Regions from separate parts of the Homo sapiens genome. Here region 2 is linked to region 1. A link is an interaction called in ENCODE POLR2A ChIA-PET data of the cell type or tissue named here. Cell type or tissue: PC-3. All regions are shown on one strand. Each heading gives the region's core, and the rest is flanking DNA. Links, peaks and the distances in the headings are about the cores only.

Region 1 (8,720 bases), core at 195-8,194:
TCTGAGCAGTTATTGTACTCACACCTTCCCCAGGCCTCAGGAAACTGGGAGAGGGGGGATCTTGACTGACATTTTAGATCCTGTCTGCTGCTCACTGATTATGACTGTGGACGCGTCTCCCTGCTTCTCTGGGTCTGTTTCTTCATCTCTAAAATAGGTATGCTAACATTCCAATGCTAAGTGTTAAACGAAGTTATGTTTATGGACATACCTTTTCTCTGGGGCCTTTTCTGTGGCTTTCAAAGTTGAAGCTGTGTGATTTGCCAGAGGCAAGAATGAGAAGTAAAATGCTGTAGCACTAAGAAAATGAGTGGAAGGGTAGAGCTGGAGGGGTCCAAAGGCTAAGCCTTTGTAGTGCAGGTGGGGAAGACCCAGGCAAGGCACAGGACTCTCCCCAGCTCCCGGGGAAGTGTGTGGTGGGTGAGGTTTAGTGTGGGCTGGAATTTTCTGAGCCTTTTCCTGAGAACTGATGTCTGTCCTTTATTCTTCTGCCCCCTATAGGATGCTCTGGAGTTTTGGCTGCAAGCTGGCGTGGATGGGTTCCAGGTTCGGGACATAGAGAATCTGAAGGTGAGTTCCCTTTCCACATTAGGGACAAAGCTTGGGCGAGAACAGAGGGACTCAGCTAGAGCCTCATAATATTCTCTGGTCCTTGATTCTGCTTTTTTCTTTCTAGGATGCATCCTCATTCTTGGCTGAGTGGCAAAATATCACCAAGGGCTTCAGTGAAGACAGGTGGGTGCAGGAGCCATTCTGCTGACTCAGCTCCAATGTGGGAACCCCTCAGTGGAGTGCTAGGCCTAAGAAGGGGGGATTCCTAGTCTAGAGCATTTTCTTTACCTTTATTCTTTCTTTAGCTTTTTTTTTTTTTTTTTTTTTTTTTTTTTTTTTTTGAGATGGAGTTCCGCTCTTTTTGCCCAGGCTGGGGTGCGATGGCGTGATCTTGGCTCACTGCAACCTCTGCCTCCTGGGTTCAAGCGATTCTCCTGCCTCAGCATCCCAAGTAGCTGGGATTACAGACGCGGGCCACCACACCTGGCTAATTTTGTATTTTTAGTAGAGACGGGGTTTCTCCATGTTGGTCAAGCCAGTCTCGAACTCCTGACCTCAAGTGATCCACCCGCCTCAGCCTCCCAAAGTGTTGGGATTACAGGCGTGAGCCACTGCGCCTGGCCCCATTCTTTCTTGTGCTAACCTTGAACTCCTCCCTCCCCTCTGCAGGCTCTTGATTGCGGGGACTAACTCCTCCGACCTTCAGCAGATCCTGAGCCTACTCGAATCCAACAAAGACTTGCTGTTGACTAGCTCATACCTGTCTGATTCTGGTTCTACTGGGGAGCATACAAAATCCCTAGTCACACAGTATTTGAATGCCACTGGCAATCGCTGGTGCAGCTGGAGTGTGAGTACCATGCTGGTGGGAAAGGGGGCAGATGGGAGAAGAAAGGGTTGTTGGGAGACAGAGGCAGAGGTGGGTTATGGGGCTCACTGGAGTGTCTCTCCCTGTAGTTGTCTCAGGCAAGGCTCCTGACTTCCTTCTTGCCGGCTCAACTTCTCCGACTCTACCAGCTGATGCTCTTCACCCTGCCAGGGACCCCTGTTTTCAGCTACGGGGATGAGATTGGCCTGGATGCAGCTGCCCTTCCTGGACAGGTACTGCTTGCTGTCTTTCTGTCACAGGGAGGTTGTTTATCCATCTTACAATGATGATTCTGGGGATGGCGGCACATAGACGTGAGCCTTGGGGTGAAAACGCGTTTGATTCTTAGTCAGTAGCTGAGTGGCTATGTGGCTTTGGGCAAATTATTTTACCTTTCTGAATTTTGGTCATCCCTTGTGTTACTGCATTTCTTGAAGGGTGGTTAGTATTAAATGAGGGCATGTTTTTAATGGTAATGCCTGGTACCTGGCAGATGTTTGCTATGGTAGCCACCATTCATTTATTCATTCCTTTATTCTTTGGACAGTGGGTACTGTGCTAGGCTCTGTGCCCTCAGGAGCTCATAGTTTAGTGAGGGAGCCAGATAAATAAGTGGAGAAGTACATGGCAGTGGCTGGGCACGGTGGCTCATGCCTGTAATCCTAGCACTTTGGGAGTCCAAGGTGGGTGGATCACTGGAGGTAAGGAGTTCGAAACCAGCCTAGCCAACAGGGTGAAACCCAGTCTCTACTAAAAATACAAAAATTAGCCAGGTGTGGTGGTGCACGCCTGTAGTCCCAGCTACTGGGGAGGCTGAGGCAAGAGAATCGCTTGAACCTGGAGGCAGAGGTTGCAGTGAACTGAGATTGTGCCACTGCACTTTAGCCTGGGCGGCAGAGGGAGACTCCTTCTCCAAAAAAAAAAAGAAAAGAAAAGAAAGAAAGAAATACATGGTAGGGATACTACTACAAAGGCATTCACTAGCTTTAGATACAGGGTTACTGTTGATCCCCGACTTTTTTTTTTTGTTTGTTTGTTTGTTTTTTGTTTTTGTTTTTAAGACAGCATTTCCCTATGTCGCCCAGGCTGGAGTGCAGTGGCATGATCTTGGTTCATTGCAGCCTCCGCCTCCCAGGCCGAAGTGATCATCCCACCTCAGCCTCCTGAGTAGCTGGGATATGTACCATAGATAGGTGCGTGCCATCATGCCCAGCTGATCTTTTTTTTTTTTGGAGACAGGTTCTTGCTCTGTTGATCTGGCTGGATTGCAGTGGTGCGATTATGTCTCACTGCAACCTCTGCCTCTTGGGTTCAAGTGATACTCCTGCCTCAGCTTCCCAAGTAGCTGGGAATACAGGTGGTCTGGGAATACAGGCACACACCACCATGCCCGGCTAATTTTTGTAGAGACAGGCTTTCACTGTTGTTGCCCAGGCTGGTCTCCAACTCCTGGGCTCAATCGCTCTGCCTGCCCTGATCTCCCAAATTGCTGGGACTACAGGTGTGAGCCACTGTGCCTGGCCACAGCTAATTTTTAAAATTTGTAGAGGTGTGGTCTCACTATGTTGCCCAGGCTGTTCTCAAACTCCTGGGTGCAAATGATCCTCCCACCTTGGCCTCCCAAACTGCTATGATTACAGGTGCGAGCCACTGCACCCGGCCATCAGCATGATGTTTATAGAACCAGTTATTCATTTATTCCACAGATGTTTATAGAATAATTTCTGTCTGTTACACTGAGGATACAGCATTGCACAAGAGAGCTGGAGGTGGTTAGATAATTAGATATGCATAAATAAAACGCCAGCTGCTGATCAGTGCTATGCAAAAGAAGGCGGGGTAAGGAGCCTAGAGACTAGGGGATGATGGGGCTTGTTTTATAGAGAGTAGCCATAGGAGACCTGGTAAGATAACCAAGCAGATACCTGAGGGAAGTGAGAGAGCTGGCTGGCAGCCATCTGGGAGCTCTTGGCTGAGGGGCAACAGTGTATGTGTGAGGACCCTGAGGTGGGAGCCTGCCTCACTCATCCAGTAGAAGTTAGCCAGGCCGGGTGTCGTGGCTTATGCCTGTAATCCCAGCACTTTGGGAGGCCAAGGTGGGTGGATCACCTGAGGTCAAGAGTTCGAGACCAGCCTAGCCAACATGGTGAAACCCCGTCTTTACTAAAAATACAAAAAAATTAGCTGGGTGTGGTGGTGCACACCTATGGTCAGCTACTGGGGAGGCTGAGGCAGGAGAATCGCTTGAACCCAGGAGGCAGAGATTGCAGTAAGCCAAGATCGTGCCATTGCACTCCAGCCTGAACAGAGCGAGACTCCGTCTCAAAAAAAAAAAAAAAAAAAAGTTAGCCAGACATGAGTTGGGGAGGTTATATATTGATGAGGATGTGAATGGGAAGAGGGATACGGGACAGTGGGCCCAGGGCTTTTTTTTTGAGACAGGGTCTCACTCTGTTGCCCAGGCTGGAGTACAGTGGTGGAGTCATGGCTCACTGCAAGCTCAAACTCCTGGGTTCAAGTGATCCTCCCTCCTCAGCCTCCCCAGTATCTGGGACTATAGGGATGTAACACTACACCCAGCTAATTTTTAAAAATTTTGTAGTAGAGATGAGGGCTCATTATGTTGCTGAGGCTGGTTTCAAATGCCTGGGCTCAAGCAATCCTCTTGGCCTTGACCTCCCAGACTGCTGGAATTACAGATGTGAGCCACCATGCCTGACCCCAGGCCTTTTTAAAGTCCTATTTTCTCTGCTTTTCAGCCTATGGAGGCTCCAGTCATGCTGTGGGATGAGTCCAGCTTCCCTGACATCCCAGGGGCTGTAAGTGCCAACATGACTGTGAAGGTAAGAGTTCTAGATGGGTAGAAACTGACCGGTGGAGGGTGGGCTGGGCTTGTAGAAGTCTGTACCCAGGGGAGCCCCTCACACGCTTCTGCTATGTTTTTATCATTCTTAGGGCCAGAGTGAAGACCCTGGCTCCCTCCTTTCCTTGTTCCGGCGGCTGAGTGACCAGCGGAGTAAGGAGCGCTCCCTACTGCATGGGGACTTCCACGCGTTCTCCGCTGGGCCTGGACTCTTCTCCTATATCCGCCACTGGGACCAGAATGAGCGTTTTCTGGTAGTGCTTAACTTTGGGGATGTGGGCCTCTCGGCTGGACTGCAGGCCTCCGACCTGCCTGCCAGCGCCAGCCTGCCAGCCAAGGCTGACCTCCTGCTCAGCACCCAGCCAGGCCGTGAGGAGGGCTCCCCTCTTGAGCTGGAACGCCTGAAACTGGAGCCTCACGAAGGGCTGCTGCTCCGCTTCCCCTACGCGGCCTGACTTCAGCCTGACATGGACCCACTACCCTTCTCCTTTCCTTCCCAGGCCCTTTGGCTTCTGATTTTTCTCTTTTTTAAAAACAAACAAACAAACTGTTGCAGATTATGAGTGAACCCCCAAATAGGGTGTTTTCTGCCTTCAAATAAAAGTCACCCCTGCATGGTGAAGTCTTCCCTCTGCTTCTCTCATAGCAGGAATTTCTCTCCTTCCTCCCCTCCCATGCGTCTCCTCCAACTCCTTCATTATTTATGTAGGGTCCCAGGGCCAGAGGAGAGGGGGCCTCCCAAAGTCAACAGCATGGAGGTGTCAGGGCTGGGAAAGCACCCATGCCTCACCCATGCTGGGCCACGGGGCTCTCTGGACATCTTGGGTCTTGCCGACTCTTAACTTCATCCCCTTCAGCAAAGGGCTCTAGCCAAACATAGTTAGTTTTCCTGTTTTTGCAGACTTGGCCTTTCACGGAGAGTAGGGGTGGGATGGTCTGGTTTTTAAAAGGTATTTCTAAAGGATACTAGAGGTCATGCATTCAAGAATTTGTTGAACACTCAGCACATACCAGAAACTGTCCCTGTTCTGGGGTCACAGCAGGGAACACAGTACAAAAATTCCTGCCTCCTTGGGGCTCATACCCTTTGGGGAGCAAAGAAAAAAGACACAGCTGTTGTAGTGCAGAGGATATGGTGACAGTGTTTTTATGGAGGAAAAAGTAAAGCAGGAAAGGTGTTTCAGGGTAGAGGGGGCCAAAGGAGGCCTCACCACGGAGGTGACCTGTGAGTAAAGGCCTAATAAGTGAGGGAGTTCACCTGGTGAGTATCTGGGGAAGGGGCTTCCTGGGACTGAGGGGTGGGAGCCTGGCTGATATGAATGAGGAAAGGAGTAAGGGATGAAGTCTCATCGGCAAGGAGTGGGCAGATCATGACAGTTGTAATAAGGTGGTCACGTAGGGTGCAGAGAGTTTGGCAGCCTACGTGGTTGGAGGGCATGGTCCCCACAAGTCTGTTTTCACTTCAATACCAGCTGCAAGTTCAGGGGTCCCCATGACCACCTTCAGGTAGGTAATAGACTAGAGTGACTCAGAACTCAGGAAGGTATTGGGATTATGGTTTTATTACAGCAAAAGCATACCCAGAGCCAGCCAAAAGATGAGAGGCCTGGGGCGGGGTCTGGGAGGGAGCTAAATAAGAAGCTTCCTGCTATCTTGCAATGGAGTCCTGGTACTTCTTCCCGGCCATGACGGAGATATAACCAGAGAAGCTCACTTGATCCTTGGGTGTGCCGAGTTTCCCCTGGTGTTTAATCACATAGTGCCCTGTGGCTGACCTTTAATCTTCAGCCCCTGTGAGAGCTTTGGGCTAAGGCCTTTAGTTGTCTCCATTTCCCCCAGAGGTTGCCTGTTCCAAAGCTCAGATCGTAAATCACATTTATCACTGACACTCCTGTTGGTCAGGACATTCCATGGGTCTAGAGGGCACTTACCAGTAGCCGAGGGTAAAGGCCAGACTTCCAAGTAAGAATTCTTCACTACACATAGAGTCTGAGGGAGTGGAATGGGAGTTGTTGGAGGGTTTTGAGCAGAGTGACATGGTCTCGCTTGGAATTTAACAGACTTCACTGGCTGTTACTAGCCAGCTTGCAGGGAGGCCAGTTAAGATGGTTTGTTCCTGCAACCTAGAATACTTTCTAGGATGGTAGTAGTGGAGGTGGTAAGAAGTGTTAAGAAGTGTTTGGGTCCTGCGTTTCTTTTTTTTTTTTTTTTTTTTTGAGACTCACTCTTGTCACCTAGGCTGGAGTGCAGTGGTGCGACCGCTGCAAGCTCCGCCTCCCAGGTTCATGCCATTCTCCTGCCTCAGCCTCCCGAGTGGCTGGGACTACAGGCGCCCGCCACCACACCCGTCTAATTTTTTTGTATTTTTAGTAGAGACGGGGATTCACCGTGTTAGCCAGGATGGTCTCGATCTCCTGATCTCGTGATCCGCCCACCTCGGCCTCTCAAAGTGCTGGGATTACAGGCGTGAGCCACGTGCCTGGCTGGTCCTGCGTTTATTGTGCAAGCAGATCTGCAGTATTTGCTGTTGGGATCCTGTTGCAGTACTAGTGATCTGCGCAGGCCTCATGGCCCTTGGAGTTAGTTCGGCTCTCTTAGTTTTCTTACAGAAAAGAATGCTGGCTGGGTGCGGTGGCTCGTGCCTGTAATCCCAGCACTTTGGGAGGCCGAGGCAGTTGGATCACCTGAGGTCAGGAGGTCGAGAACAGCCTGACCAATATGGCAAAACCCCGTCTCTACTGAAAATACAAAAATTAGCCGGGCATGGTGGTGGGCGCCTGTAATCCCAGCTACTCGGGAGGCTGAGAAAGGAGAATTGCTTGAACCTGGGAGGCGGAGGTTGCAGTGAGCAAGATCACACCACTGCACTCCAGCCTGGGCAAAAGAGCAAGACTCAGTCTCGGAAAAAAAAAAACAAAACAAAAAACGCGGGTCACTGGTGCAGGCTTCACTTCCCATGGGCTGTGTCCTGGAGTGGGCCTGGGCCTCTGAGGGTTTCCTGGTGTAGGGGAGAGATCAAGACATTAAAAGACCCAAATTAAGGCCCAGGATCCTGAGGCTGTCAGCACAGTTCCTGAGAAGACACTCAGCCTGCTGGGCCTTGGCTTCCCTCTGCCTAGGGTTTCCCTTCTCTCTCAGCAACCACCCCCACACCCGCCCCACCTTCTGGCTGTTGCCTGCTCTGGGCCTCTTCCTGAGGCTCCCCACCCTTCCCTGTCCATGTCCTTTCCCAGGGTCCCAGCTCCAGCCCTCCCCCTTTCCTCCTTCCTCTGCCTCCTGGACTCCCCTCTTAACACAGTTTTTATCTTAGTGCTATTATGGATGGAGCCTCATTATGGTTATGTGCTTATTTAATTTTCATCTTTTCCCCCGTCCTAACCACTAGACCACCAGGGAGATTTTCACTTAAGAAAAGTATAGTAAGGCCAACTGGTGGCTCATGCTTGTAATCCTAGCACTTTGGGAGGCTGAGGTGGGAGGGTTTCTTGAGGCCAGGAGTTTGAGACCAACCTGGGCAACATAGTGAGACCCCTGTCTCTATTAAAAAAAAAAATTAGCTGGGCATGGTTGCATGTGCCTGTAGTCCCAGCTAACCTGGAAGCTAAGGCGGGAAGATCACTTGAACTCTGGAGGTTGAGGCTGCAGTGAGGTATGATTGCACCACTGCACTCCAACCTGGGTGACAGAGTGAGACCCTGTCTCAAAAAAAAAAAAAAAAAAAAAAAAATTATAAGATACATGGCATAAAATTTACTATTTTATTTATTTATTTTTGAGATGGAATCTTGCTCTTTCGCCCAGGCTGGAGTGCAGTGGTATTCATCTGGACTCACTGCAACCTCCGCCTCCCGGGTTCAGGTGATTCTCCTGCCTCAGCCTCCTGAGTAGCTGGGAATTACAGGTGCCTGCCACCACACCCAGCTAATTTTTGTATTTTTAGTAGAGACGGTTTCACCATGTTGGCCAGGCTGGTCTTGAACTCGTGACCTCAAGTCATCTGCCCTTCTTGGCCTCCCAAAGTGCTGGAATTACAGGCATGAGCCACTGCGCCCGGCTGTTAGCAAGCATTTTTGAGTTACTGCTCTGTCTCTGGTACCATGCTCAACTTTCTGGGTACAGGGGTGAACAAGACCCTGTTCTGACATGATTTCCAACCTCCAAAGGACCAAGCGCTTGAAATGATAAGCACTGAGAACCTCTCTTAAGGGTTAAGGGCACCACAAACTGAGATAATGTAACAATGTAGCAAGTCATTGGTTTAATGACTTTCACTTTTAAGTCATTATGACACACACCTAGGAGGACTGTGGGAACCCTGTTCATGGAGGCTGAGGGCTCAGAGAAGTAAAGGGACCCTTCTAGACACAGCAATGGAGCTGCCATTCAGACCCAGGCCTTAGTACCATGGTCAAGCCCCATGTGCCAATGGACTTGGTC
Region 2 (8,720 bases), core at 500-8,499, 670 kb after region 1:
CCACAAGCTGTTTTTCAGCTTAAGAAATTTTTAAGAAAACTGATTGGTGCTGGAGAAACAGGAATCCTGGGCTGTGTGTGGTAGTACTCGATTGTCCTTTGTCGTTTGTGTCACTCTCGAAGACAGCATCCCTCTCCCCACCCAGGAGTGACGGGACAGCTGGCAGGACACAGAGAAGCCCTAGTGCTGCCCTCCTGCCTCATGGACAATGAAATGTTTTGCTTATGTGCATCCACCAGAAAGTGCTCTGAAGGTGTTTGGGATCTGAGACAACCAGGACACAGAAGGAACAGGAGCAGGGGAGCTCTCAGTGCTGCCTGCCCTATTGTCCTCTTTCCTGGGTGGCTTAAAGTCTCCTTTTGGGGTAAGAGAAAATAATTTAAGACATTAGTAGGGAGGGTCTTAGTTCCTGCAAAGATCTACTCAAACCATCAGGAGGTCCCATGGTTGGACCTGGCCCTTCCTGCAGAGCCCTGACCCTTGGCACTCAAGACACAGGAGAAGAAGGAAGCCGTCATGATGGGCCAGGGATAGGGCCCTGGGATCTGTCTCTAGCCCATCAAAGAAAGGTGAGAGGTGACAGCGTGCTGGCAGTCCTCACAGCCCTCGCTCGCTCTCGGCGCCTCCTCTGCCTGGGCTCCCACTTTGGTGGCACTTGAGGAGCCCTTCAGCCCACCGCTGCACTGTGGGAGCCCCTTTCTGGGCTGGCCAAGGCCGGAGCCCACTCCCTCAGCTTGCAGGGAAGTGTGGAGGGAGAGGCACGAGCGGGAACCGGGGCTGCGTGCGGCACTTGCTGGCCAGCTGGAGTTCCGGGTGGGCGTGGGCTTGGCGGGCCCCGCACTCGGAGCAGCCAGCCGGCCCTGTCGGCCCCGAGCAATGAGGGACTTAGCACCCGGGCCAGCGGCTGCAGAGGGTGTACTGGGTCCCCCAGCAGTGCCAGCCCACTGGCGCTGCACTCGATTTCTCGCTGGGCCTTAGCTGCCTTCCCAGGGGGCAGGCCTCGGGACTGCAGCCTGCCATGCCTGAGCCTTCCCCCACCTCCGTGGGCCCCAGTGCACCCCGAGCCTCCCCGACGAGCGCTGCCCCCTGCTCCACAGCACCCAGTCCCATCAATCACCCAAGGGCTGAGGAGTGTGGGCGCACGCGCGGGACTGGCAGGCAGTTCCACCTGCAGCCCCGGTGCAGGATCCACTGGGTGAAGCCAGCTGGGCTCCTGAGTCTGGTGGGGACGTGGAGAACCTTTATGTCTAGCTCAGGGATTGTAAACACACCAATCAGCACCCTGTGTCTAGCTTAGGGTTTGTGAGTGCACGAATCATCACTCTGTATCTAGCTGCTCTGTTGGGGCCTTGAAGAACCTTTATTTCTAGCTCAGGGATTGTAAATACACCAATCGGCACTCTGTATCTAGCGCAAGGTTTGTAAACACACCAATCAGCGCCCTGTGTTTAGCTCAAGGTTTGTGAATGCACCAATCGACACTCTGTATCTAGCTGCTCTGGTGGGGCCTTGGAGAACCTTTGTGTCCATACTCTGTATCTAACTAATCTGATGGGGATGTGGAGAACCTTTATATGTAGCTCAGGGATTGTAAACGCACCAATCAGCACCCTGTCAAAACAGACCACTCTGCTCTACCAATCAGCAGGATGGGGGCGGGAGGGGCGGGAGGGGCGGGGGCCAGACAAGAGAATAAAAGGAGGCTGCCCGAGCCAGGAGTGGCAACCTGCTCGGGTCCCCTTCCACATTGTGGAAGCTTTGTTCTTTTACTCTTTGCAATAACTCTTGCTACTGCGCGCTTTTTGGGTCCACACTGCTTTTATGAGCTGTAACACTCACCGCGAAGATCTGCAGTTTCTCTCTTGAAGCCAGCAAGACCACCAGCCCACCAGGAGGAAGGAACAACTTCAGACGTGCTGCCTTAAGAGCTGTAACACTCACCGCGAAGGTCTGCAGTTTCACTCCTGAGCCAGCGAGACCACGAACCCACCAGAAGGAAGAAACTCCGAACACATCCTAACATCAAAAGGAACAAACTCCAGACGCGCCACCTTAAGAGCTGTAATGCTCACCGCGAGGGTCCGCGGCTTCATTCTTGAAGTCAGTGAGACCAAGAACCCAGCAATTCCGGACACAAAGGGATGTTAAACACAGCTTCTCCTGCCATCTCTGTTTTGGAAAGCGTGCTCAAATTGACCACAACAGCTGTTCTGTTTACACACTCCGAAGTCAAAATCACTAGCCGCATTCTCAGGCTACATGATCTCCATAGTTCCCGGGAGGTGGGCAGTTTTAATACTGTGTGGACGGAAACTAGATTCAGAGTCTAAGCCACTGACCCAAGGTCACACAGCCACTAAGCAAAAGCTCTGGATTCCCTTCCAGTCAATTTGACCTAAAAGTCAGTTTTCTGGGCCAGGCCACTGGAATGTTCTCTGATGAGACTTGCATGGGCAGTCTCACTCGCAGCCTTGCTTGATGTCCCAGGACAGCTCCTGTCTGCCCACTGCAGATTTCGCAGGCTCAGGCCTTGGAGCAGCATCACTCAGTGCAAGCTTGAAGCTGTGGGCAGAAAGGTCAGGAGCTGCTCAGCCCCCCATTCTCTCACTTCCTGTGAAGAAATTGGTGGGACCAAAGATGGCGGATGCACCCCGGAAGCATCCTCCAGGGGGAGACCTGTGCTTCCCTGGGGCGGTGGAGGGAGTAAGTGTTCAGGGCAGCCACTTGTCAGGGTGAGAGCTATGCTGAGAGCACCTGGAGAATCTTCCTGGCTAGCAGACAGCCACCTTCTCACTAGATCCTCACGTGGTGGAGAGAGTGCCAGCTCTGGTCTCTTCCTTTTCTTTTTTTCTTTTTTTTTTTTTTTTTTCTGAAACAGGGTCTCATTCTGCCGCCCAGGCTGGAGTACAATGGCATGATCTTGGCTCACTGCAACCTCTGCCTCCCGGGTTCAAGCAATTCTCGTGCCTCAGCCTCCCGAGTAGCTGAGATTACAGGCACCTGCCTCCACGCCTGGCTAATTTTTGTATTTTTAGTAGAGATGGGGTTTCACCACGTTGGCCAGGCTGGTCTCGAACTCCTGACCTCAGGTGATCCTCCCACCTTGGCCTCCCAAAGTGCTGGGATTACAGGCATGAGCCACTGTGCCCGGTCTAGTCTCTTCCTTTTCATATAAGAACACTAAATCCATCCTAGAGGCTCTACCCTCACAACCTAATTACCTCCCAGTGACCCCACCTCCAATACCATCCCACAGGTGGGTTAGAGTTCAACATATGAATTTGGAGTGTGAGAGAAACACAAGCATTCAGTCCATAGCAGAGCCCAATTGTGTCTTTAATAGAATTCATACTAAGCTGCATTTCCAAATACATTTTCCTGTGCTTTTAACTCCATTAAAATAAAGATTCATGAACACAAAACAGTAAAATCAGTAAACCAAACTCCACTCCTGCTGGCTAAATAATATTCCTCCGTAAGAATTGGTGGTTGTTGGGACAATTTCTTGGATTTATTGCCTTTCCCGCTTGCTTCTGGCCAGCAGGATCCCCACAAGGCTTGCGGCAGCCAGCAGGCCTGCTGCCACACCTACTGTCGTGACTGCACCAGTGACCTGCAGCAGAAGAGAAGGGAGAGCACACTCAGCATCAGGGCGGGACCACGATACATACACCAGGAAACTACAGCTCAGGAAAGACTCATCTGGCCCAGTCCTCTTCATTTGAATCACAGAGGGAACAAATATTGGCTGGGAGAGGGGATGCCAAGAGGTCAGGCCACCCAGGAAAGAGGAGTGGAGATGTCTGGTGGGCACAGAATGAATGGAAGAATGAAGCCATAGGCGTGATATACACAGAGTCAAAGGAGGAAAACCAGATGCACCTGTGGGTATTAAAAGCATAATAGGTCGGGCTCAGTGGTTCACACCTGCAATCCTCACACCTTGGGAGGCTGAGATGGGCCGATTGCTTGAGCCCAGGAGTTCAAGACCAGCCTAGGCAACATGGTGAGACCCCCATCTCTACAAAAAAATACAAAAAAAAAAAAACAGCTGAGTCCAGGTGGTGCACACCTGTAGTCCCAGCTACTCAGGAGGCTGAGGCAGGAAGATGACTTGAGCCCAGGAGGCGGAGGTTGCAGTGAGCCAAGATTGCACCACTGCATTCCAGCTTGGGTGACAAAGTGAGTCCCTGTCTTAAAAAATAACAATAATAATTAAAGCAAAAAGCATAGTAAACCCCCAGCAAGGACAGAGGGGCAGTGCCCCAATGTTCTAGGTCAGGGCTGGCTGACTGGGGCCCTTGAGGCAGATATGAAGTTGGGAAATCACCCCTGGGAACTCTCACTACACAGGCTTGAGGGCAGGGAGCTCGCCTGGATTGGTCTCAATGTCCCAGGTGCTGATCCCACTGCCAGGCACAGAGTCGGCACTCATAATTCATCTGCTGAACAAATGCTGGCCCATGAGGAGCATTGAGGGTGTGCTTTAATGAGTAAGATTGTCTCACTTATGTGCTGGCAGGAAATGGTTCTGCAAAAGGAAGAAGAAACTGAAAAAACCACAGAGATGTGAGGCCGACCCCCGAGGGTTGGTGTGCTCGGCACAGCTTTTGGGAGCTAGCCGAGACAGTCTGCTGCGATCCTGTGGGTCTGCCCTGCCTGGGCCACTGTCTCTGAGAGACTAGCACTGGAGCGACTGGGGGAAACAACACGGGGTGGGGGGTGGGGGTGAAAACTGTGAGAATGGCTGCTTTCTAGATATCAGCACTGTGCTGGGAACTCTCCAGGCCCAGTATTTTTTTTAATCTGCCTGACAACTCTAGGAGGTAGTGATTCTAATTCCTACTTTCCAGAGGAGAAGACTGAGGATGGACAGTGTAAAGAACTCACGCAAAGGCCGGGGGGGCGGTGGCTCACACCTGTAATCCCAGCATTTTGGGAGGCTGAGGTGGGCAGATCATTTGAGGTCAGGAGTTCGAGACCAGCCTGGCCAACATGGTGAGACCCCCGTCTCCACTAAAAAAAATTAGCCAGGCATGGTGGCGGGTGCCTATAATCCCAGCTACCTGGGAGGCTGAGGCAGGAGAATTGCTTGAACCCAGGAGGCAGAGGTTGCAGTGAGCCAAGATCACGCCACTGCACTCCAGCCTTGGTGACAGAGTGAGACTATGTCTCAAAAAAAAAAGAAAAAAAAAAAAAGAACTCACGCAAAGCCACACAGCTGACAAGTGACAAGGCTCAGATCTGCCTGACTTCCCAACAGGGGCACTTAAGCCCTTCACAGACAGGGAAGCAAGTATTTAAACCAGCGACCAAATAGCAGATTTCTGTGGAGTATCAATGAATTTGAAGCATGTGAGTGACTGGGGAAAAGAAAGGGGGAAAAAAAACCATTTTATTCAAATACACTCAGAATTGTTTCCAAGTGTCAAAGACAAACAAAGCCAGACATAACTTAAGACAGCAAAAACAGATTTGATTCAGTCTCTACTGACAGCAGGGAAAGAGCTGAGCTCCATTCCAATTTGTGCAGAGGTGACTGACATTGTAAAGGGAGATGGAGGAGTAGGGAGACGGGTGAGCGAGGGCTCATAGAGTCAGGGAGGTGAAATATTACAAAGGATTAGTCCCTGAATATGCGATGAGGCCAGCTGTGTCTGCTAGCTGGCAATTATCAAAGTTAGGATTCTAACCTCCCACGGATATTGGGGACAGAGGCTCTATCCTTCCTGATGATTATATTTCAAAGGACTGGCTCTCAGGTCCTTGAGGAAGGCACTTCAGAGTTGTAAGGGATATACAGTCAGCCCTCCATATCCATGGATTCCACATCCATGGATCCAATCAATTGTGGATTGAAAACATTTGGAAAAAAAATTTTTTAAAGAACAATAAAAAATAATACACATTTTTAAAATACAGTATAACTACTTACATTGCATTGAGTATTATGAGTAATTATGAGTGGCTCATGCCTGTAATCCTAGCAGTTTGGGAGGCCAAGGCAGGTGGATCACTTAAGCCCAGAAGATTGAGACCAGTCTGGGCAATATGGTGAAACCCCATTGCTACAAAAAAGAAATACAAAAATTAGCCGGGTGTGGTGGCGTGTGCCTGTAGTCCCATCTACTCAGGAGGCTGAGGTGGGAGGATCCCCTGAGCCCAGGAAGGTTGAGGCTGCAATGAGGTGAGATCACATTTCAGTGAAGCACCTCTGCACTCCAGCCTGGGTGACAGAGTGAGATGCTGTCTCGAAAATAAAATAAGTACATGGGAGGATGTGCACAGGTTATATGCAAATATCATACCATTTTATACAAGGGACTTCAGCATCCATGGATTTTGGTGTCCTCAGGGGGTCCTGGAATCAATCCCTTCCCCACCCATGGATACCAAGAGATGACTGTATCTATGTTTCAAAGGGACAGAGGAAGGATTCATAATTATAAGTCCTTTGTAATAAACAGTCTAAGAAAGGGTCAGGGTCTTTGTCAGGTGTTCGTTAGAACAAATGGTAAATTCTCCTGGCAGCAGAGAGCTTTCTTAGGCAGGCATTTATCGGGGGGCTAGGGTCATCCTACGGACACAGCCTTATTTTGCCAGAAGCAGTGCTAGAGCTTGGTCATCTATTAGAGCAGGGGCTGGATGGCGTTGTTGTGTGCCAAGAGTCCTGCAGCTTTCACAAGTCCACTTTCTTACAGAGCAAGAGCTAGAGACAGACAGAGGAGAGTCTTTCCAGACAGACAGAGTCAGATGAGAAGGAAGGAGGGAGAGGAAGAAAGAAAGGCAAGTTATTGGGTGACCTGCAGGAGATGAAGTTCAACAAGAGAGGCTCCAGGACAAGGGACAAACTAAATAAAACTGCCTCCCCTGAGTCTTCCCCATTGGCTTGAGTTCTGACCCCTCAGAAGCATAGCAGAGGGCCAACCACTTCCTAAAATTGGGGTCTTCCAGATTGATTTTGTGGCTTCTGCACAGCCTATAGAAGAGCTTTTAGATGTATGATAAGGCAGCCCACCCCCAATCCCCTTCCGACACCCCTCCCATTCAGAGATAGGTCTACCCTCCTCAGCTCAACAGAGGGGAGACCCTGTCAGCAGGGTTCCCACTGAGTACCAGAGCATGTCCCACCGTGCCCCAGTGCCCAGCATGGCCTGGCAGTCTCTCAGTTAATAGCGTGGTCTCCCTCCTGGGGTACTTGTTTCCAGAAGTTGTGGATTTTCCTTACCCATCTCCCCTTTTTATCACCTCTCCTTCTCCTATCATACAACAGAACAGCTAAATCCTCCCACACCCTGAATCTACGGTGCACAGGCTAAGGTGTAAACACTCCTAGTCACCAGTAAGGGAGGATTCAAGAATGCATTGCTCCTAAACAAAGAGGGCTTCAGAAAGGAATATGCAACCACGTCGAGGCTCCTGCCTCATCTGTCTGCTGCTTTAGAATGAGAATTCTAAAGTGAGATGGTTATCATGAAACTGTGCATTAACACACTCATTTGAATTGAAAAATTGTCAGTTTTTTTCTGAACGTCAAAATAAGCCTGATTAGGCTGATTGGTTTGACAATAACACCTGGCTCGGCTATTTAAACTACACGGAAGACATTTTTCCCTAACTGAATGAGCTAAATGTGCAACTCCAAGATTGTGAAGAAAACATGTACACAAATATGTAATATGCAATATACCAAAATCCATCCTTTCCTTTACAAATTTTTTACATTTATGATTTTTTAAAGTGTTTGATGTCATCTAAGAATGTATGAGGGGATATGTGGTTTTTTAAGTTATCTTGGACTGAGTGTGGTGGCTCACACCTGTAATCCCAAGGGAGGCCGAGTCAAGGGGATTGCTTGAGCCCAGGAGTTCAAGACCAGCCTGGACAACATGGCAAAACCTCATCTCTACAGAAAAATCCAAAAATTAGCCAGGCATAGTGGCACATTCCTGTAGTCCCAGCCACTCAGGAGACTGAGGTGGGAGGATTGCTTGAGCCCAGGAGGTCGAGGCTGCAGTGAGCCATGATCGAACTCCACATGATATACTGCAGTCTGGGTGACAGAGTGAGACTCTGTATCAAAAAAAAAAAAGTTTGTGAGACCCTGTATCCAAAAGTTGGCCAACTATGGCCCATGGGTCAAATCCAACCTGTGAACTATTTTTGTAAAAAATAAATAATACACTTATTGGAAGACAGTCTCGCCTGTTCATTTATATATTGTCTGTGGCTGCTTTTGTGCTGCAAACTACGGCAGCAGGGTAATAAGACAGAGAACACCTGGCCCATAAAATCGAAGACATTTACTATCTGGCCCTTTACAGAAAACAATTGCCCAACATGATCTGGGCTTTTCCCCTTCCTGGCTCACGCTGTTCCCTCTGCCTACACTCCTTATTGCCCCCGTTCCCTGGTAATCTCCAGCTCATTTTCTTTCAGATTAATCAAAATAATTAAATCAGGCTGGGCTCGGGTGTGACCTCTTCTACAAAGCCTTCCTTGATCGGGGCCCTTGGAGAGAACACATGTAGGTTTAACTCCCCCGCTCTTCACCATGGCTGACATGGACTAGAGACTCAATAACTAGGAGTTTAATGAATTTGGACAAGTTACTTAAGCACGGTGAGCCTCAGTTTCCCCATCTGTAAAGTGGGAATCATAAAGCCGGCCTCTAGGGCTGTGGAGGGCTGTTTCAGGCTGTGACTCCCTTCTGTGGCCAC

Evidence for each region. Peaks named below come from ENCODE experiments on the same cell type or tissue, not always from the same donor. Only the 100,000 strongest peaks of a DNase experiment are listed, where the experiment ranks them.
Region 2: POLR2A ChIA-PET joins it to region 1 with 13 read pairs; 2 of 35 experiments call an interaction of 5 or more read pairs at or near these places.

What each region holds. Positions count from the first base shown.
Region 1 is chr11:62,883,956-62,892,675 of GRCh38, forward strand. It overlaps SLC3A2 (solute carrier family 3 member 2), which reads left to right. Exons shown (of 9, transcript NM_001013251.3): 4 at 502-570; 5 at 677-735; 6 at 1,222-1,402; 7 at 1,510-1,653; 8 at 4,180-4,263; 9 at 4,376-4,905. The coding sequence ends at 4,738. Among named protein-coding and RNA genes, the nearest start is that of SLC3A2, 7.4 kb to the left of the region's middle. In PC-3, for the core only: a CTCF peak has its summit at 495 (motif pointing left); no DNase peak of the experiment used is centred there; H3K4me3 peaks cover 376 bases.
Region 2 is chr11:63,549,453-63,558,172 of GRCh38, forward strand. It overlaps PLAAT2 (phospholipase A and acyltransferase 2), which reads right to left. Exons shown (of 4, transcript NM_017878.2): 4 at 3,318-3,613. The coding sequence ends at 3,512. Among named protein-coding and RNA genes, the nearest start is that of PLAAT2, 9.6 kb to the right of the region's middle. RefSeq lists an enhancer at 4,523-4,642. In PC-3, for the core only: no CTCF peak of the experiment used is centred there; a DNase peak (open chromatin) is centred at 3,649; H3K27ac peaks cover 1,567 bases.